2 separate regions of the Homo sapiens genome follow, and region 1 is linked to region 2. Evidence: chromatin loops called from intact Hi-C (ENCODE). Cell type or tissue: heart right ventricle. All regions are shown on one strand. Links, peaks and the distances in the headings refer to the core of each region. The heading gives the core; the rest is flanking DNA.

Region 1 (10,220 bases), core at 1,680-9,679, 360 kb before region 2:
GGCCCCCTTCTCATTGGCCCCGTCCTGTCCTGCAATGCCCGTCCCATGTGAGGTCTGCTTCTGGCTCCATGCCTATGGCAGCACCTGCTTTCCCTGGCGTAGAGGTGCTTGTCCGGTTTGTGGAGGGCACGCCCCATTTTGGGTGCTCTGGGCACGTTGCCTCTCCGGGGCCTCGGTGGCTTTTTTAGAAGCAGACTCAGAAGTCCCTGACTGGGGAAGCCAAGGCACAGGTGGCTGTGTGGAGCCCTGTGAGGCCTCCTCTGTGCTGCCCACGCTGTACCTGCTGGCCACACGAGATCATGGCAGGGTTAGGCAGGGCTGCCCAGCGCTATGACAGCTTCATGAGTGTCCATCTGGCCTGTGGGGTGCTTGAGCTGGGGGAGGCCGCAGAAGAACCCTGGGATGCATGGCTGGCCTGTGCATGCTGCTGGGCATGGAGCTGCAGATCCCGGAACAAGCAGGCACTGCCTTCTCCTTCACAGACGCAGCTCTGAGCGGGGGCGAGACCTGGGCAGGGACCAGGTGGGGTGGGCACAGGGTGGTGGGGCCCAGGCTCAGCCCTCCCTCCACTGTGGCCGTCTCTGTGGCCAGTGACGCCACAGCCTGTGTCTTCTCTGTGCGGTAGCTGGGGCTGGAAGGACAGCACTGCCTTGTCCTCCCAACTCCTCCCCAAAGGCACGGTGGGCATCCCAGGCCCAGACCCCTCTGTCTGTGGCTCCTGCCTGCCAAGGGCTGCTGTGCTGTCCCGCATGGAGTGTGGTTGGCTCTTCAAGCAGGAGGCCGTGCACCTATCAGGCGGACCTGCTTCCATGTCCCTGATGGGTCACTGCAAAGCACCTCCAGCACATGGCCAGGCGAGGTAGCCCTGCAGCCCAGGGCCTGGAGGGCAGGTGTGAGCTGGCCCGGGCCTGTCCCTCCCTGGAATACAGCTTCCCAGGCTCCCACTTATGGAGAAGTCTCCTCCACACTATGGAACTGAATCCTAGAATGTGGCTTCTGAGGTTCCTACACTCGAACTGAATCCTGGAATGCGGCTTCCAAGGCTTCCAGCTATGGAGAAGACTCCACACTCTGGAACCGAATCCTGGAACGCGGCCTCCCAGGCCCCCAGCTATGGAGAAGACTCCACACTCTGGAACCGAATCCTGGAACGCGGCCTCCCAGGCCCCCAGCTATGGAGAAGACTCCACACTCTGGAACCGGATCCTGGAACGCGGCCTCCCAGCCTCCCACTTAAGGAGAAGTCTCCACACTCTGGAACCGGATCCTGGAACGTGGCCTCCCAGGCCCCCACTTAAGGAGAAGACTCCACACTCTGGAACCGAATCCTGCACACTCCATCGGTTTGGAATTTCCTTTGGCTGCTGCTCTAAGTAGCCGCTGGTGGATGACTCAGCTTCTGCCAGCCCTCGGGTGCCTGGAGGATGAGGGACTGCACACAGTGCTCACCCGCGTTGGCTCCTGAGCCCCTGCAGGTGTGGGCGGTGCCCATAGGGCTGGTGCTGGGTTGGGCCTGCAGCCCTGAGTCACAGGTGACCCTGGGGGCAGAGTGGGGCCAGTGGCCCCAGGAAGAGGATGTGGGATGCACAGCTCAGCTGGAGGCGAACTCCAGGCAGGGTCAGGCCGTGTGCTCGGAAGTCAGGGCTTAGCTGGAGGCAAACTCTGGGCAGTGCTGGCCCGTGTTGGGGAACCAGTTGCCCCTGGGCCCCCGTGAGACTGCTGGGTCCTCATCCCTCTCTGCCTGAGGCCGGAGCTGCCCTGGGCTGAGGCACAGGGGGATTTGTGGTGGTGTTTTTTTGAGAAAGGGTCTCGCTTTGTCACCCCGGCTGGAGTGCAGGGGCTTGATCACAGCTCACTGCAGCCTCAACCTCCTGGGCCCAAGTGATCCTCTTGCCTCAGCCACCCGAGGAGCTGTGAACACAGGTGTGCACCACCGCACTCAGCTAATTTTTAAAATTTTTTTGTAGAGATGAGGTCTTGCCATGTTTCCCAGGCTGGTCTCAAACTCCTGGGCTCAGGCAGTCTGCCCGCCTTGGCCTCCCAAAGTGCTGGGATTACAGGCAAGAGCTTCCATGCCTGCCCAGCAGAAGGCTTTTCGAAGGAAGCTGTTTCCTGAGGCAGACTCAGCCCTGCTCATGGCAGCCACCAGCGTGGGGGTGAACTTGTTCTGTTACTTCCATCCCCGTGGGCCAAATGCTTTGGTAAAACACAAGGCCCTGTGTTTAGCTGTCTTGACAGTGAAAATGGCTGGGAAGGAAGGAAGGAACGGAAGGAAATTTCTCTCTCCTTCTGTGCGTACCCAGGCACGTGCACATGCATGCAGAGTACGCACACACGCACGCACGCCTGCACAAATCCACGCATGTTGCCAAGTCTCTGTGTTCCAGCCGTGGTGTCTGCCCCCCGGTGTTCTCTAGTTCGGCTTCTCCGCATTTCTGTGAATGATTCCGGCTTCTTGGTGTTCCCAGCAGAACTCCCTCAAGTCTGCGGCGGGGCTCTGACGGCGGTGGCTTGGCTGACATGGCCACATTGCTGAGCCTGTTGGGGGCTTTGCGTTCCTGTTCTGGCCGTTTTTGGCTCGTTTTCCAGGAACGGTCGTCACGCGCTCCTCTCCTAGTGCAGGCATCATTCCTTTCCCATTGATTTGCAGGGTTCTCTGTAAGTTCTGAGGATCCCATATACATATACTCTCTGTAAGTTCTGAGGATCCCATATACATATTCTCTCTCTAAGTTCTGAGGATCCCATATACATATTCTCTCTCTAAGTTCTGAGGATCCCATGCCGACATACATATTCTTTCCTTGTCTCATGCTGGTCATTTTTTCCATTTTCATGACAGGTTTGGTGAACACATGTTTCCTTGTCAGATTTTTGTTCTGAGCTTGTGCCTCCCGACCAAGATGCTAAACCGGGTCTTGTGTATTCTCCAAACTGCACTGTAGAGTGACGGAGCTTTGTGTCTGGGCCTCCATGCCTTCTGACGTCACCTGTGGGGGTGTGAAAGGCAGACTCTACCTTGATTTTTCCCAGCACGCCACACCGGTGGTTCTGTGCGCTGACCGAGCGGCTCGGCTTCCCCCAACTCCACTGGGCACCTGCCACACTTTTCCTCATGTTTTTGTTCACTGTGGTTTTGTCGTAAGTCCTGGTGTTGGCCTGAACCAATTTCTTTTTGTTTGTTTTTGAGACAGAGTTTTGCTCTTGTTGCCCAGGCTGGAGTGCAGTGGCGCGATCTCGGCTCACTGCAAGCTCCGCCTCCCGGGTTCACGCCATTCTCCTGCCTCAGCCTCCCAAATACCTGGGATTATAGGCACCTGCCACCACGCCTGGCTAATTTTTTGTATTTTTAGTAGAGACGAGGTTTCACCGTGTTAGCCAGGATGGTCTCGATCTCCTGACCTCGTGATCCGCCTCCCAAAGTGCTGGGATTACAGGCATGAGCCACCGTGCCCAGCCTGATATTTTTAGTAGAAATGGGGTTTTGCCATGTTGGCCAGGCTGGTCTCGAACTCCTGACCTCAGGTGATCCTCTCACCTTGGCCTCCCAGAGTGCTGGGATTACGGGTGTGAGCCACCACGCCCGGCCTCTTGTTCTTTTGAAACCTGCCCTGACGTTTTTTCCATAGTGCATCTTGGAGTCAGCGTGTCTACTTCCTGTAAAAATCTTACTGTGATTTTGACTAGAATGTGTTGAATTCCTGTTTTTTTTTTGAGTCAGGGTCTCTCTGTTGCCCAGGCTGGAGTGCAGTGGGACCATCACAGCTCACTGCAGCCTCAACCTCCTGGGCTCAGGGGATCCTCTCAGCTCAACCTCCCAAGTAGCTGGGACCACAGGCACATGCCACCATGCCCGGCTAGGTTTTTTTTTTTTTTTTTTTGGTGAACACCCTGGGGTTGCACCATGTTGCCCAGGCTGGTCTCGAACTCCTGGGTTCGGGCAGTTTGCTCCTCTCAGCCTCCCGGAGTGCTGGGATTACAGGCCTGAGCCACTGCACTAGGCCATGTTGAATTTCTAGATTAATTTGGGGCCCTCAGGGGCACAGAGAGGAGGGCTGGGCCAGTTGGCGGGAGGAGAGGCCCCTCGGGCTGCCGCATTTTCAGTGCATGGAGATGGCCTATGTTGGGGGAACACAGAGCTCACCGGGGGTCCCTGCAGGGAGGAGAAAGGGTCAGGCAGGTGCCAGCTCCTGTCCATTGGCCTGGGGCTGCATGATGGCAGGGGCCGGTGAACCGATGACCCCTGGGTGTCCTGTGACCTTCTGTGTATGCGGCTGATGCTGCAGAAAGTCGGGTGGCCTCAGGCTCCTGACGGGGCTGCACTTCCTCTGCCTTTCAGATTGTGTTCAGTGTGGACCCCTCCGAGGGCAGCCCTGGTTCCCCAGCAGGGCTGGGGGCCTTACAGTCCTATAAGGTAGGGGCCACCTCCAGGAGGCAGGTGGAGGGCAGCCCTTGTTCCCCGGCAGGGCTGGGGGCCTTACAGTCCTATAAGGTGGGGGCCACCTCCAGGAGGCAGGTGGGGCTGGGGGTCTTCTGGTCCTAAAAGGTAAGGGGCTGCCCCCAGGACATGGGCGGGGCCTCCACACTCCTGGTCCTGTCCCCTCCAGGTGCACATCCATCCTGATGCTGGTCACCGGAGGACGGCTCAGCGGTCTGATGCCTGGAGCACCACTGCAGCCAGAAAGCGAGGTACAGACCTGGGCCCACACGCTCCCCGCCCGCCCGGGTGCAGTGCCCGGCACCACCATGCCACAGGCTAGGCACATGCCCAGCCGTGGATCTCCTGCCCCCATGGGCCTGGCCACCTTCTCCATATCCAGGCCAATCCAGAGCATTCTCCTCACTGTCCCTCTGAAGATTGGAGTTACTGAGAGACGTAGGAGATGGCCTGATGGCACCGTGACCTGCCCAGAGTCACCTGGTTGGTGGTGGCAGAGCCACAGCCCAGCCAGGCCTCCCTGCTGGGACACGCTCGTTTATGCCGAGGCCGTCAGCACAGAGCCTCCACAGTGAGGCACGGCTCTGCCTGCTGCCTCCACGCAGCGCCTGGCCGGGCCAAGCCTCAGGGTCACATCTGAAGGGGGCCCGGCTGGCCCTGTTGTCCGAAGCCCCTGGTGCGCTCAGCCCCGAGGCCCCACGTGCCTTCTTGGCTTCCTGTGCTCCGTGGCGTCTTCGAGTCGGTGCTGCCGGGGACGCTGTGTGGATGGGGTCTGTGAGTGTGCCCTCGGCTCCGTGTCCGGAGCCCTGTGGTTCTTGGGGTGTATCTGGCCCCACCCCCACTGCGTGGTGTCCAGGGTGGGGCTTCACGGCTGCAGCTGCGGGAGCTGCTGCCCCTGCCTTGTGCTCCAGTGGGGCCTTGCCTCTGGGCTTGGTTCGTCCCTCTCTGGAACATTCTTTCTCAGCTGCTGTCCGACCCATGGTGGCATGACGTGGCCCTGGCTGAAGCAGCCCTTGTGCGGTTGCTGTGGTTGGGTCTGCCTGGCCGAGCCGGAAGGGAAGGGCTGGGAGGGCGTCAGGGTGGCGTGGCTTGACCCCCGCTCGGTGATGGTCCTGCAGCAAGGCCTCTCCCAGCAGGAAGCGTCCATCCCGGGGGGAGGCCGGCGCCCCTCACGCAGTTGGGGTTGCGGGAGGCAGTGCGTGCCTGAGGCAGCCGGTGCACAGATTCCAAGGGCCTGGAATCTGTTTGTTCCATTGACCTCTGATGTCACTTGACTTCTCAGAAGCAGCCACTCCCTGCACTGGGCGTTTGTAGGAAATGAGCTCCTGGAGGAGGGGGTGGGGAAGTTCCCCCATTGCAGGGCACACTCAGCCCCAGGAAGGAAACGTGCCTCGTCCCTGCTGACTCCGAATCGCAGTCAGAGTCGTTCTGCTTGTGCCGTGTTGAATTCCCGGCATCCGGCATCCAGACTCAGCCTCCTCCCCAGGCCACGGCCGCCGTGGCCAGTCGGTCAAGCCCTTCTAGGAACTTCCTTTGAGCTGGCGCCCTTGTTCACTGCTGACGCCACTCAGAGGCTTGTGCACGTGTCCTGCTTCCAGGCAGAGCTGGGAACTCGCACCCCGTCTTCTGCACGCGGCCGTGGAATGTCGGGATGCCGGCGCTTCCTTCCCGTGTGCTCTTGGCGGGGTGGGCTTCTTGCCCTGAGCCGCATGTCACAGTTTCTGCAGAAGTTTAGGGTTGGAGTGGGCTGACCTCTCTGCAGGTGTCCCCAGCCTCTGCCTGGGGTCTGCCTCCTACTCCCAGGACCCCCTGTCCCCCAGAGGGGCCCCAAGCTGGCAGGCTCACACTCAGGGCAGCCTCCTTTGTTCTGACTTCTGCACAGTGGGCCTGGGTGGCTGCCCGCGGCTCGCTTGCTTGATGCCAGTGGGTGGAGAGGGTGATGGGCAGAGAGGCAGGTGGTCAGGCCCCCAGTCCCGTCCTCACACTCTGTGCCCTCTGCCGCCCCCCGCCCCACAGGGAAGGTGCTGAGCTACTGGTGCTTCAGTCCCGGCCACAGCATGCACGAGCTGGTCCGCCAGGGCGTCCGCTCCCTCATCCTTACCAGCGGCACGCTGGCCCCGGTGTCCTCCTTTGCTCTGGAGATGCAGATGTACGGGCCACCCCTGCCAGGGCCTGAGCACCGGTGACACCTCTGACATCAGCGGGGTGGAAGTGGTGGGGGTCCCCATGAGCCGGGTGCTGGGGGTCTCGGGCCTCGAGGGCTAAAGGGGTGCTGGTGCACTTCCCCACTGTCTGCTCCCTCTGGCCACGCTCAGCCCTTTCCCAGTCTGCCTGGAGAACCCACACATCATCGACAAGCACCAGATCTGGGTGGGGGTCGTCCCCAGAGGCCCCGATGGAGCCCAGTTGAGCTCCGCGTTTGACAGACGGTGAGGGCCTGTCCCTGGGCCCTGCTGGGGTGGGAGGTGGGGGAGCACTGAGGCCTGAGGTCCTGAGCAGTGGCCTCTCCGGCTCTAGGTTTTCCGAGGAGTGCTTATCCTCCCTGGGGAAGGCTCTGGGTGAGTGCCCTGAATGCCCCAGCTGTGCCCATCCTGGATCCTGGACCCCTGCTCCCAAGAGCTGGTAGGGAACCCTGCAGACATCCTGCCCCTGCCTTGACCCCGGCCCCTGCACTTCCAGGCAACATCGCCCGCGTGGTGCCCTATGGGCTCCTGATCTTCTTCCCTTCCTATCCTGTCATGGAGAAGAGCCTGGAGTTCTGGCGGGTGCGTCTCCCCTGTGTTCTGGGCGGGGTGGGTGAGGGCAGGGCTGGAGCATGAAGCAGGCAGTGGTCACAGCTCCTGCTTGCCCTCATCGGATCGGCGGCGTGACCAGGGCTGCCGTGTCCCTGCCTCTTCCTCCCACAGGCCCGCGACTTGGCCAGGAAGATGGAGGCGCTGAAGCCGCTGTTTGTGGAGCCCAGGAGCAAAGGCAGCTTCTCCGAGGTCGGCACTTGGCCGGGGCTCTGGGCCTGCTGCCCCCTCGTGCCTCCCCTGCCTCTCACAGCTTCCCCAAGGCTGACCACTGGCCCTGACCATGGGCTCCGGCGGCTCCCGCTGCCTCTTCAGGGCTCCTGCGTTTCCTTCCTGGCCCTGAGTGTTGCCTCTTATCTTACAAAGCCCCCAGCACCGGGTGGGTGTGGTAACAGTGGCCCTCCTGTCTGAGTAGCCCTAGTCGGCCACCCTGGCCCTGGGGTTCCCCGTGTTTTCTGGGAAGCACTGAGCAGGCGTGGGGTCAGCCTGGGATCCGTGCCAGGAAGAAGCTTCCAGAACCCGATTGGCCTTCCTGGCTAGGACGATCCTTCATCTTGGAGCATGAGACCTGGGTCTCCCTCATGGGGGAGGAAGGGGCTGGGGGGGGGCTCCAGGCTCAGCCTCACCAACTTTCCTTCCAGACCATCAGTGCTTACTATGCAAGGGTTGCCGCCCCTGGGTCCACCGGCGCCACCTTCCTGGCGGTCTGCCGGGGCAAGGTGAGCTCTCCAGGGCCCTCTGCCCTGACCTGGTTGCCTGTTCCCTGGTGGGTGCTTATGGCTCCCCAGCAGACTCTGGGCCCTGGGGGCTGCCCGGTCCCCTCCTTGGGTCCCACGAGAGCGACTGCTGGCCCTGCTGGGAGCGTGTCCTGCTCTGGGCCTGGGCAGGCAGGATGGGAGTTTCCTGGCCACAAGAGTTGGAGGTGGCGTCTGGGAGCTGTGGACCCCAAGTGGGGTCCTGACCCACAGATGGAGCTTCCTCCCACCCCTGGTTGGGGACGGAGCCTCGGGGAAGGTGGCTGGGCTGGGTGTGGGCACCAGGGAGAGGAGCCCCCACGGCCCCAGGCAGCTCCCTGGTGTGTCCCCTAGGCCAGCGAGGGGCTGGACTTCTCAGACACGAATGGCCGTGGTGTGATTGTCACGGGCCTCCCGTACCCCCCACGCATGGACCCCCGGGTTGTCCTCAAGATGCAGTTCCTGGATGAGATGAAGGGCCAGGGTGGGGCTGGGGGCCAGGTGAGTTACAGCAGGGTGGGGCTGGGGTAAGGCGGTCTGGTGACTGAGCCCCCGCCCCGTGGCCAAGGGAGCCCCCGTGACCGAGCCGCCTCGCCCCACAGTTCCTCTCTGGGCAGGAGTGGTACCGGCAGCAGGCGTCCAGGGCTGTGAACCAGGCCATCGGGCGAGTGATCCGGCACCGCCAGGACTACGGAGCTGTCTTCCTCTGTGACCACAGGTGCGTGCAGTCCGGTGGCAGGCGCGGCGCCAGGGGACACGCCCACACCCCACTGGGCCCCTGGACTCTCCTTCCCCACATGAGGCCCCGTCTCCTCCAGAGCCTCTCCGGCTACTCGGGGTCAGCGTGGGGCCCCTGCAGCAGATGAGGGTCTTCACTTCGGTGAACTGAACCCTTGAAGCGGCTGTGGGCAGGGCAGCAGGGCTATGGCCACCCCCCAGGTTCGCCTTTGCCGACGCAAGAGCCCAACTGCCCTCCTGGGTGCGTCCCCACGTCAGGGTGTATGACAACTTTGGCCATGTCATCCGAGACGTGGCCCAGTTCTTCCGTGTTGCCGAGCGAACTGTGAGTTCCTGCCCAGGGAGGGGATGAGGGTGTTGTCCCCAGAGGAGCCAGAAATGGGTCCACCCACCCCCATGGTTCTGCAGATGCCAGCGCCGGCCCCCCGGGCTACAGCACCCAGTGTGCGTGGAGAAGATGCTGTCAGCGAGGCCAAGTCGCCTGGCCCCTTCTTCTCCACCAGGAAAGCTAAGAGTCTGGACCTGCATGTCCCCAGCCTGAAGCAGAGGTCCTCAGGTGCGGACGGGCAGCGCTGGGTGGGCGGTGTGGGGGTGGCGGAGCGGGCGGCGTGGGGCGGGCAGCACCAGGCGCCCAGGGCGGAGGCGACTCACCTGGCTTTGTGCGCTTCCCCTCCCACCTCCAAAGGCTGCCTCTCCCTCCTAGGGCAGGGCCCCCACGGGCTGCAACCCTCCCCTACAGGCAGAGAACGCCCCAGGCAAGGATGCCCCCCGAGGCTGAGACTCCCCCCAATAGCAGGGAGGACACCCACAGGCAGGACCCCAAGTGCTGGGACTCTCCCCCAAGAGGGGCTTTGCCACAGGCAGGGACCCCAGCTGGGGCCCCCCGTGGGCTTCACTGCGCACTCGGGTGCCCCTGCAGGGTCACCAGCTGCCGGGGACCCCGAGAGTAGCCTGTGTGTGGAGTATGAGCAGGAGCCAGTTCCTGCCCGGCAGAGGCCCAGGGGGCTGCTGGCCGCCCTGGAGCACAGCGAACAGCGGGCGGGGAGCCCTGGCGAGGAGCAGGTACAGTTCCAGGGCCTTGGGATGGACACAGACCCTCTGTCTCCTGAGGCCAACCCGACCCCGCCCATCTGGCCTCAGGCACCTCCCCACACACCCCTGTAAATCCCCTGCCTGGCAGGCAGGCGGGCAAGCGGGCGGGGGATCCCAGCTGCCTGGCTGTCTGTGGGTCCTCCACCCCACCTCACCCACAGGCTGCTGGCTCCCAGGTGGTGCATGCCCTGGCCCTCCGCGGGTGCCCCCCACATCACTTTGGTTCTCTGGCGGGTCAGCTTGGCTCAGTGCACTCAAGGTCGGGTGCCCCTGCCACTGGCTGCGCTTGAGGCTGGCCTTTCTCCAGGAATGTGCTGCGGGTGGAACCCAGGTTCCTTCTTCCTTGGGGCCTTTTGCCCCAGAAGCCCATAATTCCTCAGGCCAACCCGAAATTTTCTCCCTGCTTCCTGCTGGGAGCCATTCCCC
Region 2 (15,570 bases), core at 4,547-12,546:
CCCTCCATGTGCCGCACTGGGAGGAGGGGGCCGGGCAGGCTTTGAAGGGGACCTGGGTCCCGAGGCCTCCCCAGACTGGGAGTCTTTGAAAGAACATCTGGAACTCGGGCAACTGGCTGACTAGTGTCTGGATTTGCAAAACCAAAAGTTAATCCCGACTTTGCCTCCTGTGTGTTCCCCACCCCTGCCCCCAAGCTCCTCTCTCTCCCCAGCCCACCTCCACCCCTTCAGCGGTGGGGCGCGCAGCCTCTCAGGGTCTCCCAAAGCACCTTCCCCCACCACCGCCACCGGCCCCCACCCCAGCCTGGGAGTTTTGCCGAAGCTGACCAGAGGGAGGTGGTGGGGAAGATGGATGTTTTCTGAGTGCCTGCCATACCCAGGCCCTGTGAGCGGACGGGACAGACCGTCACACCGCGGCTGGAGATGGCTGGGGGGCAGTGTGAGTGGTCCTCAGAGGAAACAGCTGCGCCCAGACCTGGGAGGTGCCCGGCCTTGCGTGGGCTCTGAGCCCTGCAGGTGTGCAGGGAGGCCCCCCTGCTCCAGCTGTGGCTGACTCGGAACCAAGTCCCCCCAACTCCAGGAAACACATACTCACTGGTGGGGGGATGTCAGGTGCTGGGGCCCATTGTCTCTGCCAGTGCCTTCAGGACCCTAGGGGGGGCCCAGCGACAGCCCCCATCCTGCCCCCTCCCCAGGAAAAGACGCAGCTCCGTAAACACAGAAACAACCATCGCTCCCTCCCCGCTCTTCCCCTCCCCATTAAAATCCGGAAGAGCCAGCGGGAGGTCGCACCTGCTGGGGGAAGTGAGTCCTTGTTTTGGGGGAAATGAGGAGGTCAGGCCTCTGGGCGCAGGGCAGAGCCGCGTGCGCTGGGGAGGTGGGCAGCCCTGGGGCTGGACGCGGGTTCCCGGGTCGCCTTCCGGCCTCGCTCCCGTCGGGAGGTCCCGACACGGGCTTCCTCGCAGCCTCCCCGCCTGGCCCGGCCCGATTTTGGCCGCTGCGGTCAGGGGAAGAGGCGGCCGGGGCTCCCCACCAGGTGAGCAGGTCCTGCCCGGCTTGAGGCCAGGGGTCCGGGCTGCGGCCCGAGATAAGCGTCGCGCCCGCCGCCGCTTCCTGCGCTTCCAGCGCCGCCACTTCCTGTTTTCTCGCGCTGGCGGGCGGGGTCGTGGGAGACGGGACGGGGGTCGTGGGGGACGGGGCGGGGTCGTGGGGGACGGGACGGGGGTCGTGGGGGACGGGGCGGGGGTCGTGGGGGACGGGACGGGGGTCGTGGGGGACGGGGCGGGGGTCGTGGGGGACGGGGCGGGGGTCGTGGGGGACGGGACGGGGGTCGTGGGGGACGGGGCGGGGTCGTGGGGGACGGGACGGGGGTCGTGGGAGACGGGACGGGGGTCGTGGGGGACGGGGCGGGGTCGTGGGGGACGGGACGGGGGTTGTGGGAGAGGGAGCAGGGTCGGGGAGGATGGGGTGGGGTCCCGGGGAACAGGAGTTGCGGGGAGCGGGAGCGGGCCAGAGCAGTCTCAGCAAGAATGAACCTGGCCGGGCGCGGTGGCTCACGCCTGTGATCCCAGCACTTTGGGAGGCCGAGGCTGGTGGATCACTTGAGATCAGGAGTTCGAGACCAGCCTGGCCAACATGGTGAAACCCCGTCTCTACTTAATACAAAAATTAGCTAGACGTGGTAGCGGGCGCCTGTAGTCCTAGCTCCTCGGGAGGCTGAGGCAGGAGAATCGCTTGAACCCGGGAGGCGGAGGTTGCAGTGAGCCGGGATTGCACCACTGCACTCCAGCTTGGGCGACAGAGCGAGACTCTGTCTCAAAAAAAAAAAAAAAAAAAAAAAAAAGAACGTAGGTGAGACCCTGCGCCTTCTGCACGCCTGGAGCTGGCTCCTGGGGCTCCCCACCTGGCCTGGGACAGAAGTGGTGGGTGGGCTGGATGGAGGGTTGAGCCAGTCCCTGTAGGGCCTTAGTTTTGAGGGGGCCTGTTTGGGATTGGAGGTTTGCAGCTCTGGACCCCCCTTTCCAGGGCAGCTGTTCTAGCATGGGTTCCAGGTACTTAACATATTGTTCAGACTTTGTTATTAGAGATACGCATTTTTGTAATTTTAATAAAAACACATCTACACAAAACATTGTACACAAATGTTCATAGCAACATTATTCATTATTCATTATCATTATCAATAACACTATCATTATTCATGATAGCCGAAAAGTAAAAACCATCAGTGTCCATCAGTCGCTGAATAAATAAAATGTGATATATTCATACAAGGAGGGGATGTTACTCAGCCACAAAAGGAATGGAACGCTGACAGGCCACCGCATGGGCGAACCTTGAAAGTGTGCAGGGTGAACCAAGCCAGACACGAAAGGCCACATATAGTATATTATCCCACTTACAAGAAATATCCAGGCCAGACACTGCAAATCCACAGAGACCAAAAGCAGTTTAGTGTTTATCAGGGGCAGGGGGCAGGAAAGAATAGGGAGTAATGGGTTTCTCTTGAGGGTAATGAAAAGCTCTAAAATTAAAGATGGGTGTGGGGGCGCACGCCTGCAGTTCCAGCGAGACAGGGAGGGTCACTTTTCGAGGCTGCAGGCGCTGAGATCGTTTCTGTGAATAGCCCCTGCACTCCGGCAGCCTAGGCAACATAGCAAGACCCCTCTCTAAATAAATAAATAAATAAATAAATAAAGGCCAGGTGTGGTAGCTCATGTCTATAACTCCAGCACTTTGGGAGGCCAGGTGTTCAAGACCAGCCTGAGAATCATAGGAGTCTCTACAGCAAACCAACAAGGAGCATAGCTCCGAGGTAGAGCATTTGACTGCAACAGACAGAATGCTCTAAAATAAGACAGTGGAGATGGTTTCCAGCCTTGTGACTACAACAAAACCACTCCATTGTATCCTTAAATTTTATGTAGGTTTTGTAGAACGTAAGTGGAGCGGTTGGGTTTTCTGGGGTGCTTTTCCTGCTGAGAGGTGGGGGCGGAGTGGTGGGGGGCTAAGGTCTTCACATGTGCCCTCCTTGCCTGCCCCAGCAGGACCTTGCTGGGGTGAAATGTGCTCTTCGTCTGGTGTGTGGCTGGGTGTGTATGTGTGTCTGTGCTGGTGCTGGGAGAGGGGTGCACCATAGCCGCTCTCAGCCCCCATTTTCTCTGACTCTGCCCCTGGGCTGCCTGCTGGGGAGAGTTCAACACCTCGCTCAGTTCACTCTAGGGACAAGCTGGGTCCTGGGCATGGGGGACGGGAGGGGAGCTGTGGCCAGTGCCAGGCAGGGCTGCTAGAACTTCTCACCAGGATCTAAGGCCTGACTCAGCAGGAGGAGGGTGGAGACTTCCCTTGGAGCCTCAGGGAAGAAGGCAGACAGGGCCAGGAGCGGGAGGGGTGTGCAGCTGGTGCCAGGGATGGAGCACCCAGGCCCTGGGGCTGTTCAGCCTTTGGCGGGTAGAGGGGAGATAGATCCCTGGGCTGGGCCCTGGGAGAGGCCCTGTAAGGAGACCCCACCCACCGCTGCCGAGGAGCCGCTATTGGAACCCGGTGCCCTCAGTGGAAGCCTCTTTCATGTCCCCTTCTGATCCTTCTCCTGGGCATTTCCAGCCTCTGGGCTGGGACTTGCTTCAGCTCGGGCCCCTCACTAGCCCCCCACCCTGGCACTTGGGGGAGGGACTTCTCACAGGTACCCACTCTGTCCCCTCCTCACACAGACCATGAGGCTGTGTTGCCACCCAAGGTATCTTCCAAGCTCTCCACCCCATTGGCCTAGAGGGGGTTGCAGTGGGGGTGAGGAGTCCAGAATAGGGGATGTGTGCTGGCCATGGGACTGCCACTGTGGCCTCCCCAGGCTGTCTGTGTCTGTGGGAGTTGCCGGGGAAGGCGTGGCTGGGGAGATGCCCAGCCCAAACAGGGAGGCACTGGAGGCCGGGGGCAGGGGCTGTCCACATGAATTTAGGCAGCAGGACAGGCTGGGTCTGTTGTCTCTCCTGCCTTGGTTGGGGGTTGGGGGAGGGGCAGGTGGTCTCATGCCTGGGCCAGCCACTTGCGGATTCTGGCTGCTGGGTCGCCCTCTGGCTGAGGTCCCCATGGAAGGGGGTGCATCTTGGGCTTGCTGACCCCAGGGCTCCAGGGGGTGGGCCAGAGCAGGAGTTGGTGGGCACGAGAGCTGGGTGTGGCTTGCATTCTCACAGGTGTGAGCATTTATCTCATGGTATGATCCCAGGAAGAGTCCATGTTGGTGCCTCAGAGACCCCCCTCCCCCCGCCTCCACCGAAAGACAGATGTGGCTTGTGTCCCTTTGGGTCTCACCGTCTCTGCCTCCCTGCTGTGTGCTGGCAGACTGCTTGGAAGACATGGGCGATGACCTCGGTGTCCTGTGGGCTGTGTCTGCCTGCCTGGTGCATCTCTGTCTACCTCTGAGCCTGTCTCCTGCCCTCTTCAGCGTGTCTGTGTCTGTCCCCTCTGCGTGTCTCTGTTCCTTTGTCTTTGAGTTCTGTGTGCTCTGCTGCCAATGGGGTGGGGAAGGGGCCCCAGGTGCAGCCCCTACTGGGGGCCCATCTGAGGGGTGGCACTCATGCTGATTAACACAGAGGTGACATGCCCTGCTTGAGGGGAGGGTACCTGTAAAATAGCCCCATCCCACCCCCTCCACACACACACTCAGGTAGCAGGCACATGTCCATCCCGCCCCAGGCTTGCTGCACATCCATATGCCACACACACACTGTCACCTGCATGAAGGGCCACACTGGGAGTCTCATTCACACGCATGCAGAACCACAGACACACTCTCAGAGGCGTGTGCTCCCCCGTACCTGGGAGGCTGAGCCGCGAGTGAGTTTCCACACCAGGGCAGTAAAGGTTCAGCTCTCCCCACCGACTCCCCACCTATGCAGAGGGGGTGCTGGGGCAGGATATGCCCTTCCCCCAGGAGGGAGGTGCATGCCCCTCCTCTTGGCTTATACCTGCCAGGCCCTAGGGAGTGTGTCTGTGTCTGGGTGTTCACTTTTGGGGGTGATTACTCCAAACTTCCCTGAACACGTGGGTTTGAGGTCGAGAGGACCAAGAGGTCAGCATGGAAAGACGGTGTCCAGGCCGGGCGCTGGGCTCACACCTGTAATCCCAGCACTTTGGGAGGCCGAGGCGGGCGGATCACGAGGTCAGGAGATCGAGACCATCCTGGCTAACACGGTGAAACCCCGTCTCTACTAAAAATACAAATTAGCCACGTGTGGTGGTGGGCGCCTGTAGTCCTAGCTACTCAGGAGGCTGAGCAGAATGGTGTGAACCCAGCAGGTGGAGCTTGCTGTGAACCGAGATTGCTCCACTGCACTCCAGCCTGGGTGACACAGCGAGACTCCGTCTCAAAAAAAAAAAAGAGAGAGAAAGAAAAAGAAAGAGGGTGTCCAGTCCTCCTGGGGGCTAGTGAGATACGACTCCAGAGTTGGGGGGTCTTGGGATGTGAAGCCTGTGCTCTCCTGCCTTGGCCATCGGACCTGTCTCTGGGCAGAGCTGGACAGGTCACCCGGGTGGGGGGAGCGCTGTGGGTGTAGCATGGTGCTGTCCTCCCTGGGGTGAGTTAGAACAGCTGACGGAGACCCTGGAGTCTGTGTCTGCATGTGGGCTGCCAACCTGCCAGCCTCCCTCAGGAAAGGGGGCCGTACTGGGCAGTCCTTGGGCATGGAAGTTTTAAGGTGGAGGCAAGGGCGATGAAACCCTAGCGGGGGTGTGACAGGATTGCTGGTATAGTCTGACCTCCGATAGGCTTGAGTTAACCTGGGGGTGGGACAGGAGGGGAGTGGAGGGCTGGGGGGGAGTGTGGACCCATGCCTGCTACCCACGCTCTCTGGGATGTGTCACGGAAGGATGAAGGAGTGCTATGAGGTTCAAGCTAGGAGTCAGGCTCCCTGGGGGCGATTCGGAGGGAAGGGGCGTCCAGGGCTATTTGGGGAACTGCTTTTCCCTCCCTGCAAACACCACAGATGTCAGTGTGCAGAGGAAAGGCCCGAGGATTTATTGTGGCCTCTCCGTCCGGGGACCCAGCTCCAGGCTCCTCCTTTATAGAAAGCAAACATCTGTATTCCTCACATTGCAAAAGTCTTTGCCACAGTGACGCTTCTGATCACTGAAACTTCTTGGAAGAAAAGTTTAAGAGTTTAATTAAAAATTAAATATATTGTATTAGGTATATTTTTTAAAAGGGCAAAGTAAAAAATATTAATACAATCTGGTTGTAGAAAATACACTGCAAGAAAAGGAGCAGGTGCTTCAAAAATGTAACCCTGGCAACTCTGCCAACAGGTCCTGGGCTCGGGCTTCCTGGAAAAGCCCCGGGACACGTGGGAACTCCAGGCACCCTCGCAGGGGCCCCCCGAGGGCAGGTGGCCCAGAAGCCCAGGAAGGGTGGCCTGGGAGGTGGAACGGGCGCAAGGCCGAGCATCACTGGCTCCTAGGGGGCTGTGACATGGAACCAAACATACACGCGTATGAGAGAGCAGAGCGGCAGCGACGCGGTCGGATCGGTCGCGGGGGCTGCGGGAGGAAGCGCTGCAGGGACCCGGGCGGCGCCGGCGGCCTAGCCGGAGATGCACGCGCTGTAATAGACCGCGCTGCTGGCGTCCGACAGCGCGGAGATCAGGCTGCTCTCCTCTGGGCAGGACATGGCGCGCGGGCCCAGTTTGGCCAGTGCCACGTGGTACGGGAGCCCGGGGGCGTCGGGCCGAGTCCGGCTGCAGTTGAGGTACTGGTCGAACTCGGTGAGGTCCACGTCGGCCCACAGATCGGCGGCGGGCCCCAGCGGCTCGGCGCTCTCCAGCGGCGGGGCCTCGGGCGGCGGCGACAGCGGGCCGGGGTACGGGCCGGGCGTGCCCAGGGTGCCGTAGTACAGGCCAGCGAGCGGCGCCGCGGGGGGCGCGGTCCTGAGCGCCTCCGCCAGGGGAGCCCCGTAGCAACCGCCGGGGTCCCGCGACAACTCGGTGGGCGCGTAGGGCGCGCGGAAGGGCCGCAGCGCGCAGTCCTCGGGCGCCGCGGGCGGTGGGAAGAAGGCAGCCTCGCCGGGCTCCAGGCCGTCCAGAGGCGAGCGCTCGGGCGTGGGCAGCCCCAGGCCGTCGAACTCGGCGCCCAGCGGGGGCAGCTCGCGGAAGGCGCGAGCCGAGCCAGACGCCGCGGGGAAAGGCTCGGGCGGTGGCTGCGGGGGCGCTAATCCCGGGAGCAGGAGGCCGGGCTCCAGCCGCCGGGCCTTGCGCGCCTGCTTCTTGCGGCGCGGCCGGTACTTGTAGTTGGGGTGGTCGCGCAAGTGCTGCACGCGCAGCCGTTCGGCTTCCTCCACGAAGGGCCGCTTCTCCGCCGCGTTCAGCTCCTTCCACGCTTTGCCTGCGGGCCGTGGGCGCCAGTGAGTGGAACGCCGTCGGGCGGGTGGGCGCCGAGCCCTCCGTGCGCCCGGGACGCCCCGCGAGGGTTTGGCGCAGCCCCCGCACCCCGCGGCCCGGGACCCCTGCCCCCCCCGCCCCACCCCGGCCCGAGCCCCCCCCGCCCTCTCCCCCTTCTCTGCCGCCCTCCCGCCGCTCACCCAGCATCTTGCTGAGCACCGCGTTGTGCAGGTCCGGGTTCTGCTGAGCCAGCCGCTTGCGCTCGTCCTTTGCCCACACCATGAAGGCGTTCATGGGCCGCCGGATGCGCGACTCGTCTGCCGCCTGGCGTTCCCCGCGGCCGGCCGGGCTGAGGCCATAGCGCCCCGGCTCGGGGCTGCGCGGGGGACTGCGCTGCGGGCTGGGCGGCGAGGCGGGCGCGGCGGGCGCGGCGAGGGCGGCGGGGCCGGCGGCGAGGCCGCGCGTGTCAGCGGCGGCCCCGTGTCCCGGGGCCCATGCACAGTCGCGGCGGGCGGGCGGGTCGTCCTGTGCGCCGTAGCCGGGCGGCGATCTCTGCATTCCAGCTGGGCGCGGCCTGGGCGGAACGGAGCGCGGGAGCGCGGCGGGCGGGCGGCGGGCACTGGGGAGCCGGGCGCAAGGGCAGGCCAGGCCGGGAGGGCGGATGGCGGTGGGGACGGCGGTGGCCTCGGGCCGGGCGGGCGCCCAGATATAGCGGCTCAGGGCCAATCGGCGGCGGGGCGGGCGGGCGGGGGCGGGTCGGGGCCGCCTCCTCCCCGGGGGCTCCCTTTCTTCTCAGGCCGGGCGGGATTCCGCTGAGGCCTCCCCCGCGCACAGCCCCCCCACCTCCCCCGCGACCTCTCAGAAGGAGAGACCCCCCGGGTGGGAAAGAAAGGGCTGCTGATGAGGGCCGGTGCTGCCAGACTTTCGGAGGCGAGCTGCCACCCACCCACGGAGTCGGACCCCCGGGCAGTAACTGGGGGAGGGCGGCAGTGTCCCGCTGGTTGCCGTTCCCCGCCCCCCGCTGGGAGGCTCCATGGGGAGGAGAGGGCCCTTTTTCACACCAAGTTCTGGGGAGGCTGCCTTCCCAACAGCCGGTAAGTCCTTCCTGGAGTGCAGCGCCTTCAGAAAAGGCCCCGTCTTTGGGGAGGCGCTCTGAGTCCCCAGGGGCGCCCATGCTGGAAACTCTACACCCATGTGTAACCGTCAGCACCAGGGACTTTGAGTGCCTTTATGGGACAAGATGGTCTTCTGTCCTCACTCCCAAACCAACTCTGGCACAAGGCAAAGCTGACACAGGGAGGGAGAGAGCAGAGGCCCTGGACGGAGCCCACAAAGAGAAGGGGGAGCAGGGACGCAGAGGCTGTGGCGTCCTCCCTGCCCCCCAAGGGCCCTTGGGGAAGGGGCTGGGACCCTCAGTGGCTTGCTGGCTCCCCTGCCCAGCCCAGGCCACCGCTGCAGCAAGAGGCAGGGCCTACCTGGGTCCTTCCCACTGGCCCCTCCCTGGACCCTCTGACCTGGGCGGGGGCGGGTTCCGGAGGAGCGTCCAGCTTCCTGAATTTTCACTGTCCCCTTCCTACTCCATCAGGAGGGGATCTGGGCTCCAGAGCTGAGGGTCTCCCTCTGGAGGTCCTCCCCTCCCACTGCCACGCATGGTTCTACTGGAGAAGGGTTGGGTGTCCCCAGCAGCCCTCCAGGCAGGGTCAGAATCTCGCCACCTCGCGGCACATCTCCTCATAGCCTGGAGGCTCCCCAGCTCCCCCCGCCACACTATGCCGGGAGCCCCATGGGTAGAGGCCACAGGTCTTGTGACCCTGAGCCTGTGTGGCCAGAAGCTCTTGGTTCTCTGTCCCTGCCAGCCTCGCTAGGCCACATCCAGCCTGTGTTATGAATGGGGTGGGCCCCACGTGGGCCTTGCAGTGCCCCTTAGAGGCTGTTCCTGAACTGTCCCCAGGGGCACTCCTGCCCTGAGGCCAGCACCCCCACAGGGGCACTCCCACCGAGGGCTGTCGCGGTCGGTGTCCAGCCCTCCCCAAAGCCCCACATCACAGTCTGTCTCGACGCCCATCGTCCCAGCATACGGGGCTGGGTCTCCCAGTCTGGTCTCCAGATCTCCCGTCCCTCCAGTTTGCCCCACGGGCCTAGCACCTCGTTCACAGACACTGAGCCAGTGCTGGCTAATGGGGGGCCCGTGGGGCACCAGGAGGTGCGGCCCCTGGCTTTTCTGGGGAGGCAGGCAGGGTTGTGGCCACAGGGATGGAGGGGCTCACAGGCCTCTGCCGGATGCTGCTAGTCCTCCTTTAATCTCAGTATGGGTGGCTGGACCCTTGGCCGAGTCTCAGTGTGGGTGGGCCTCCTGGGCAGCTGGCAGGAGGGTGCAGGGGGGGTGGGGAGCCGTGCGAAGACCCCAAAGGGCTACCACTTGGCGGAAGCTCTCTCTACTCACAACCTTAGGGTTGCAGTCAGGGGTCACCAGGGCCTGGCTCAGCCTGGGCAGTGGCTGGTCACTGCGGCCTGGGAAAGAGGTCCTCGGGGTCCTCTGCAGTAGCCCTCACACGTGGGGAAGGATTTGCAGTTCCCTGGGGGCCCTGCTTGGTCCTCTGCCACCCCCGAGAGCCCAGAGTCACTGGAGCTGCTCTAAACATAGTGGCAGGCAGTGTCCGGCATGACCTCATCGCCTCCACGTCCCCCACAACACCCACCAGCAGCCGCCTTGCCTGGCGCCAGCCAGTGACCCACCCTCTTGGCTGGGCTGTGGACTCAGGTGTCCGGCTGTCATGTCCTGTGAGTCGGGGCTGGGCGGGGAGCCTCCTGAGGTGCTCCTCTCCCTCTGCGTGGCAGGGAGGAGGCTGGCAGCCCTGGCCCAGTGTCCAGATGGGACAAAGTGGGGGTAGGGACCACAGCCAGGGTGGCGTGATCTGGAGCCGCAGGGCTGGGGGGACTTGCCAGGGCTGTAGAGGGGATGGTGTGGGTGTGGCCAGCTGTGCTGAGGGAGGGGCATCCGATGTGTGTCTGTGCATCTGTGTGTGGCCTGTGTCTGTCTGTCTGCCTGGGTGTGGGGTGAGGGGGACTCTAGTGCTGGAGGCTGCCCAGGGCCTTGAGAGCCAGGCAAGCTGGACGTTCCCAGGAAGAGATGAGGACCCATAATAGGTCCAGGACCAGGGGTCCTGCTCCGTGAAGTTTGGAGGGTCCCCAAGGCTTCTCTGGCCACTGAGCTTGGGCCCCAGCATTCTCCAAAAGAGGGCAGGCAGTTCATGAGTCTAGGGGCATTCCTCTGCCTCTGGAACCCCACCTCAGTCTGTCCTGGACTAGGTGGGCTATGGCCCACCCTTGGGAAGGAGCCTATCTGTAGCCCCCAAGCCCCAGTCAGAAAGGCAGAGTTTGGGGGCAAGCTTTCTCTACAAGGGTGGGGCTGGCCTGGGCACTGAGTGGACACTGTCCTCCTGCCTGCCACCTGCCCCTCTCCCTCAGCTTGGACAGGAACCCCGGCCTCTGAGTGAGGTCCGCAAAGGATGCTGGGTAGTCCCCCTCCGTGGCTCTGGGTGGGAGCTTGGCTTGGCGCGGCTCTGGGCCGGGATGGCAGGACCTCCCAGCCACTGCCTGGGCACAGACCTCCCAGGATCCCACCAGCCCAGCCCCTGCGGCTGCAAGAGCAGCGAGGCTGGGACCAATTACCGAGTCCCGCAGGGCCTGGACCCTCCTGCTCCTCAAGGGTGAAGGTGGGGGTTCCTGTTGGATGCAGTTTCAGGTGGAGGGGGCTCTCTGGCCTCCCGAACCTCGGCTCTCTCCAGTTCAGATCCTACCTTCTGCCCACAGCTGAACACCTCTTCCTACAGGGAGCCCCCGACCTCCCAGCCACTGTCCTCCAGAGGCCATAGCATCTTGGTCTCCTTCTGTCTGCTGCCTCGGTAGGCTTCCTTTGGGACCCGTGGAGGCATGTCTGACTCCTCAGGAGCTCTGTATTTAGTGGGCCTTGTCCTGGGGTGGCGGCTCCAGGCCTAGTGAGACATGGCAGAGGCCAGGGCAGGGAGAATGTGAAGCTGGGGCGAGGGTCTGTGACGAGGCCGCCTGACGCCTCAGCACCAGGTGGACACAGTTGTGTGCATGTCCCTCTTGGCCAATGACAGGTCCGGTTCAGGTGGCCCTTGCCCAGGGACAGAGGCTTCTCCTGGCTCCGTGCCTTCCAGCTCTCAGTCCTGGTGTGCACAGCGTCACCGGGCTTCCGATAGCTGCCGGCCTCAACTCTGGGAGAGGGCAGGTGGGGCGGCAGGAGGTGCCTGTGCTTTCCTAGGCATGAGCAGGCATGAGAGGTGCACATGCTCCTGCTCACCTGGGCGGCGCCTCTCAACTGTTAGGTGTGGGGTTAGGGTTCACCTGACGATTTGCCGCAGTCCAGCGGACCCGAGAGTTGCATGCAGAGCTGGGGTTGCGGTGCGAGTGGGGAAGGGTCTGAAGGTGTGGGTGCAGGGGGCTGTGCTGGGGCCTGCAGGCTGGGGTGTGCGGTGTGAGTGGGGTGCTTTTGTAGTCTAAGGGGTGATGTGCCAGTCGTCGTGTGGTGTCAGGTGTCAGTCGTCGTGTGGTGTCAGGGTCTCTTCTACTCGGTGCTAAGGGCCAGCAGGACCGAGAGGGGTAGGGGCTTCTCTGGGTCGAGGGCCACAGGGGGCTGGTGGGGGTGGGAGTGCTGAATGCACAGGGTGATGCTGGGCTTCGGGTAGCAGATGTGCTGTGGACAGTCGGGGTCGGGTCATCTGCGGCGAGCGGGGCTTCTGTAGGTGCTCCCAGGGCCCTGGTGATGTGGAAGCTGTTCTCAAATTCTGGGGTGTTGTGCTGTGGTGGGCATGTACCTAGGGTGTTATCAAGGGCTGTGCCCACTTTTAGGGGCACTGGGCAAGAGTCGGGGTGTCAGAGCAGCTGCTTGAGCTCCGTGGGGGCCATTGTGTGGCCCTTGGGGTGTCCTGCCCTGGGGGCGGCTGCAGGGCCGCTTGTGTCCCTGGGTGTTGCTGCCTGCTGTGCGGCCTTCCCAGTGATGTTTGTGTGTGTGTGTGTGTTGGGGGGGTTCCATGGGAAGCAGGCTGGGGGGCTGGGCTGCTCCGGGTTTCTGAGGCAACAGCAGGGAGGGGCCAGGAAACTGCAGCTCAGGAAGGAAGGCCGGCCTTGCAGGAGGGGGCCTGGGGCCAGCTTGGGCTGAGCAGGCGCCAGACATTCTGTGCTGCGGCCCCGGCCCCCACTGGCTGGGAGCTCCTGCCCAAGTTCCGCTGGCCCCACCCTTGTCTCCACCTCCATGCTTGTATGGCTGCCTTTATTCAGACCGTGGTGACTTGGGCTTGGGTCTGTGGGTGACCTGGTCCTGTGCTTATGTGAGCCCCAGTCCATTTGTGGCTCTGTAGAGGCCCAGATGGGGCTCTCAGTGTACCCTGCACCGTGGGGCATGTGTTAGCACACTCCGGTCCCCAGGGTCCCTGGAGGGCAGTGTCCACTCTGACTACCCTGTCCTGGGCTGGCCCAGCCTCCTTCTCCCCTGCCAGGCTGGTAAGTCGGGAGAGGGAGAACATCCTCAGGGGTCATCTGTCTCCCAGCCACGGAGGGGCACTGCAGGGCCGGATGCCTGAAGCTGTGTGTTTCTTTTTGTTGCTTGTCCTGGCATTGGTGACAGCCAGCTGGGGCTGCCACATAGGCTGGAGGGGGCAGGCCTGTGTTCTGGGGGCTCATCCACCCCTTCTTGCTCAGGGACAGGCAACATCTATCCATCCATTTGTTATTGAGCACCTGTTGTGTAGTAGACCCTGTTTTAGGGGTTAGGAATTTGGCAGAGAACAAAACAGACAGGTCCCTGCCTGTGGGAAGCTTCCATTATGGTGAGAAGAGACAGACAATCAACAAATCCACAAACAGGTGTGGTGACTCATGCCTGTAATCCCAGCACTTTGGGAGGCTAAGGTGGGCGGATCACCTGAGGTCAGGAGTTCGAGACCAGCTTGGCCAATATAGTGAAACCCCTGCCTCTACTTAAAAAAAAAAAAAAAAAATACAAAAATTAGCCAGGCGTGGTGGCGCATGTCTGTAATCCTAGCTACCCTGGAGGCTGAGGCATGAGAATCGCTTGAACCCAGGAGGCAGAGGTTGCAGTGAGCCAAGATCGCACCACTGCACTCCAGCCTGGGTGACAGAGTGAGACTCTGTTTCCAGACAAAAGCAAAAACAAAAAACAAAAATTAGCTGGGCGTGGTGGCACATGCTTGTAATCCCAGGTAGTAGGGAGGCTAAGGCACACGAATTGCTTGAGCCCGGGAGGTGGAGGTTGCAGTGAGCCGAGATCGCACCACTGCACTCCAGCCTGGGCGACAGAGGAAGACTGTTTCAAAAAACAAAAACGAAACAAAACAAACCTAACCAAAAACAAATCCACAAACAAGCCAGAACTTGGGGTGCCAGGTGTAGGGAGGGGGGCTGTGTCAGGGCCACACATGGCTTTTGCCCTTGGGGGTTCATCAGGTATAGGGAGGGGCTGTGTCAGGGCCACACGTGGCTTTTGCCCTTGGGGGTTCATGGGAGGAGTCTTTTCACAGAGGGAGGAGCATGTGCCAAGGCCCTGGGGCAGGGAAGTCTGCTGGTGTGAGCAGAGCAGGGGGTGCAGAGAGGAGGGGATGAGGCTCAGAGGGAACAAGGGGCTGAGTTGGCTCTGGGAGGGTCTTGCATTTTCTGAGTGAGGTGGGACCTTGGGAGGTTCTGAGTGGAGTGTGATCTGCCTCAGCTCAGCTGCTACGTGAAGACGGGGCTGTGCGGGGCAGGAGGGACGGGCAGTCCCCTGCCAGAAGGCAGGGGGCTCTGCTTCTGCCGCGGCGGGAGCCTGGCCAAGGTTTGCTCTCAGACCCCATCTGGCTGCCCCAGGAGTCTCCCTGGTCTCTCTCTGGGAGGCCTGGGCCCCTGGGAGGTGCCGCCTCAGGGAACCCTGGTTTTGCTGCCCTGTGAGTCAGGTCTCTAGGCTTCACCCATAGCCCCGACCCCACGGCTGCCTGGGGCCTCTGGGGAAGGGGAGGGTGGAGTGGCCGCCAGGCTGGCGGGCTGGCAGGGCTGCATTTCTGGGAATTGTGTGGGGGAAGTGCATTGTTAGAGCAAGCCTGGAGCAGGCCGCCAGGGCCGCCACTGGCCTCTGGGGATGCCTCTTGCCTCCCCCAGCGTTGCTTCTGTGGGAGGGAGCTGGGACTGGGCCAAGGCTATGGGCTGGGCTGGGGACTTTCCGAGAGACGCTGCCCTGGGCAGGTGGCTCTTCCCATTCTACAGACTGGGCGACTGAGGTCCAGAGAGCCGGGTGCTGCAGTGGCATAGCCAGGAGCAGTGGGCCCAGTCCCCATCCCCTGCCCTCCTCTGCTGGCGCATGGGACAGGGGAGCACTTGCTGGACCTAAGCCCCGTCGCTGCCCTGCTGGTGGGGGCATCCAAGGGAGGCCTGGGTGGGGTCCACTGGGGTCACAGCTCGGCAGAGCCCCCAAGGTGGGCTGGAGGGTCTGATGGAAAGGGGCGCAGAGACGGCTCCTAGGTGCTTGGGCTGTGGGAGGGCTGCCCATGGGGTGGCAGGGGGTGGGGGCTCCTGGGGCTGCAGGATCCCCAGCCCCCGCTCTGTGGTTGCAGGAAGCAAGGGGGGCTCCGTGTGAGTTTGGCAGCGGGAGCCTTCCCACCACGGCGCTGCCTCAGCCAGAGGGGAAGCATGGATAGCGGCCACTGGGGTCATGGCCGGCTTTGGGCGGGCAGGGGGCAGGGGACACAAATAGAAAAATAAATGGCCTGAGTTTCCGACGTTTCCTGGACTCAGGATGGGGGAGGGGCAGGCCTTTGGGCCAAAGGTGCGGCTGGCCCTGTGGGGTGGACCAGGGGTTTCTCCCCAGACGCCTGTTGGGGCCAGGGCTGCCCCCTCAGACCTCCAAGGTGGGTCACATCTCCCCCTTAGAGCCCTCAGGACAGGGCCCCGTTGCCCACAGAGAATTCCTAAAGGCCTATCCATATGTCCCTGTCCATAAAGACGTCGAGTGTGGAGGACACCCTGGAGGAGGAGATGGAACCCTCCTGTTTGCTGGGGCTCGGCCCCCGGTGAGGCTGGCTGCAGGTGACCACAGAGACCTAGCCTGGTGTCGTGCGGCCGCTGGGTCCGTGAAGGGGAGTGAGGCACTCCTCACCCTGTGGCAGCTCCTAGTCAGGAGGCCTCTCCCCTC

What was found. Hi-C counts contacts between places; a loop is a spot of excess contacts. Peaks named below come from ENCODE experiments on the same cell type or tissue, not always from the same donor. Only the 100,000 strongest peaks of a DNase experiment are listed, where the experiment ranks them.
Region 1: a loop joins it to region 2, with 7 times the contacts of the local background. A loop is called at or near these places in 2 of 110 quality-filtered maps.

The regions. Positions count from the first base shown.
Region 1 is chr20:63,681,184-63,691,403 of GRCh38, forward strand. It overlaps RTEL1 (regulator of telomere elongation helicase 1), which reads left to right. Exons shown (of 35, transcript NM_001283009.2): 15 at 4,340-4,414; 16 at 4,608-4,689; 17 at 6,455-6,587; 18 at 6,754-6,867; 19 at 6,956-6,996; 20 at 7,118-7,203; 21 at 7,345-7,422; 22 at 7,872-7,949; 23 at 8,319-8,465; 24 at 8,567-8,682; 25 at 8,904-9,027; 26 at 9,111-9,258; 27 at 9,622-9,764. RTEL1-TNFRSF6B (RTEL1-TNFRSF6B readthrough (NMD candidate)) reads left to right here. Exons shown (of 38, transcript NR_037882.1): 15 at 4,340-4,414; 16 at 4,608-4,689; 17 at 6,455-6,587; 18 at 6,754-6,867; 19 at 6,956-6,996; 20 at 7,118-7,203; 21 at 7,345-7,422; 22 at 7,872-7,949; 23 at 8,319-8,465; 24 at 8,567-8,682; 25 at 8,904-9,027; 26 at 9,111-9,258; 27 at 9,622-9,764. Among named protein-coding and RNA genes, the nearest start is that of TNFRSF6B, 10 kb to the right of the region's middle. RefSeq lists enhancers at 805-1,529, 2,256-2,980, 8,066-8,210 and a cis regulatory region at 8,138. In heart right ventricle, for the core only: no CTCF peak of the experiment used is centred there; DNase peaks (open chromatin) are centred at 5,498 and 5,968; H3K4me3 peaks cover 1,292 bases; H3K27ac peaks cover 5,877 bases.
Region 2 is chr20:64,041,592-64,057,161 of GRCh38, forward strand. It overlaps SOX18 (SRY-box transcription factor 18), which reads right to left and starts at 8,048. Exons shown (of 2, transcript NM_018419.3): 1 at 7,568-8,048; 2 at 5,991-7,371. The coding sequence starts at 7,925. The coding sequence ends at 6,575. It also overlaps a transcript of TCEA2 not described here. RefSeq lists silencers at 903-962, 983-1,082, 7,738-7,787, enhancers at 3,927-4,847, 7,919-8,600, 11,349-12,038, 13,419-14,108, 14,109-14,798 and 1 more and promoters at 7,925-9,033, 7,928-8,825, 7,928-8,188. In heart right ventricle, for the core only: a CTCF peak has its summit at 9,108 (motif pointing left); DNase peaks (open chromatin) are centred at 8,031, 8,468, 10,100 and 12,520; H3K4me3 peaks cover 7,910 bases; H3K27ac peaks cover 7,725 bases; H3K27me3 peaks cover 4,449 bases.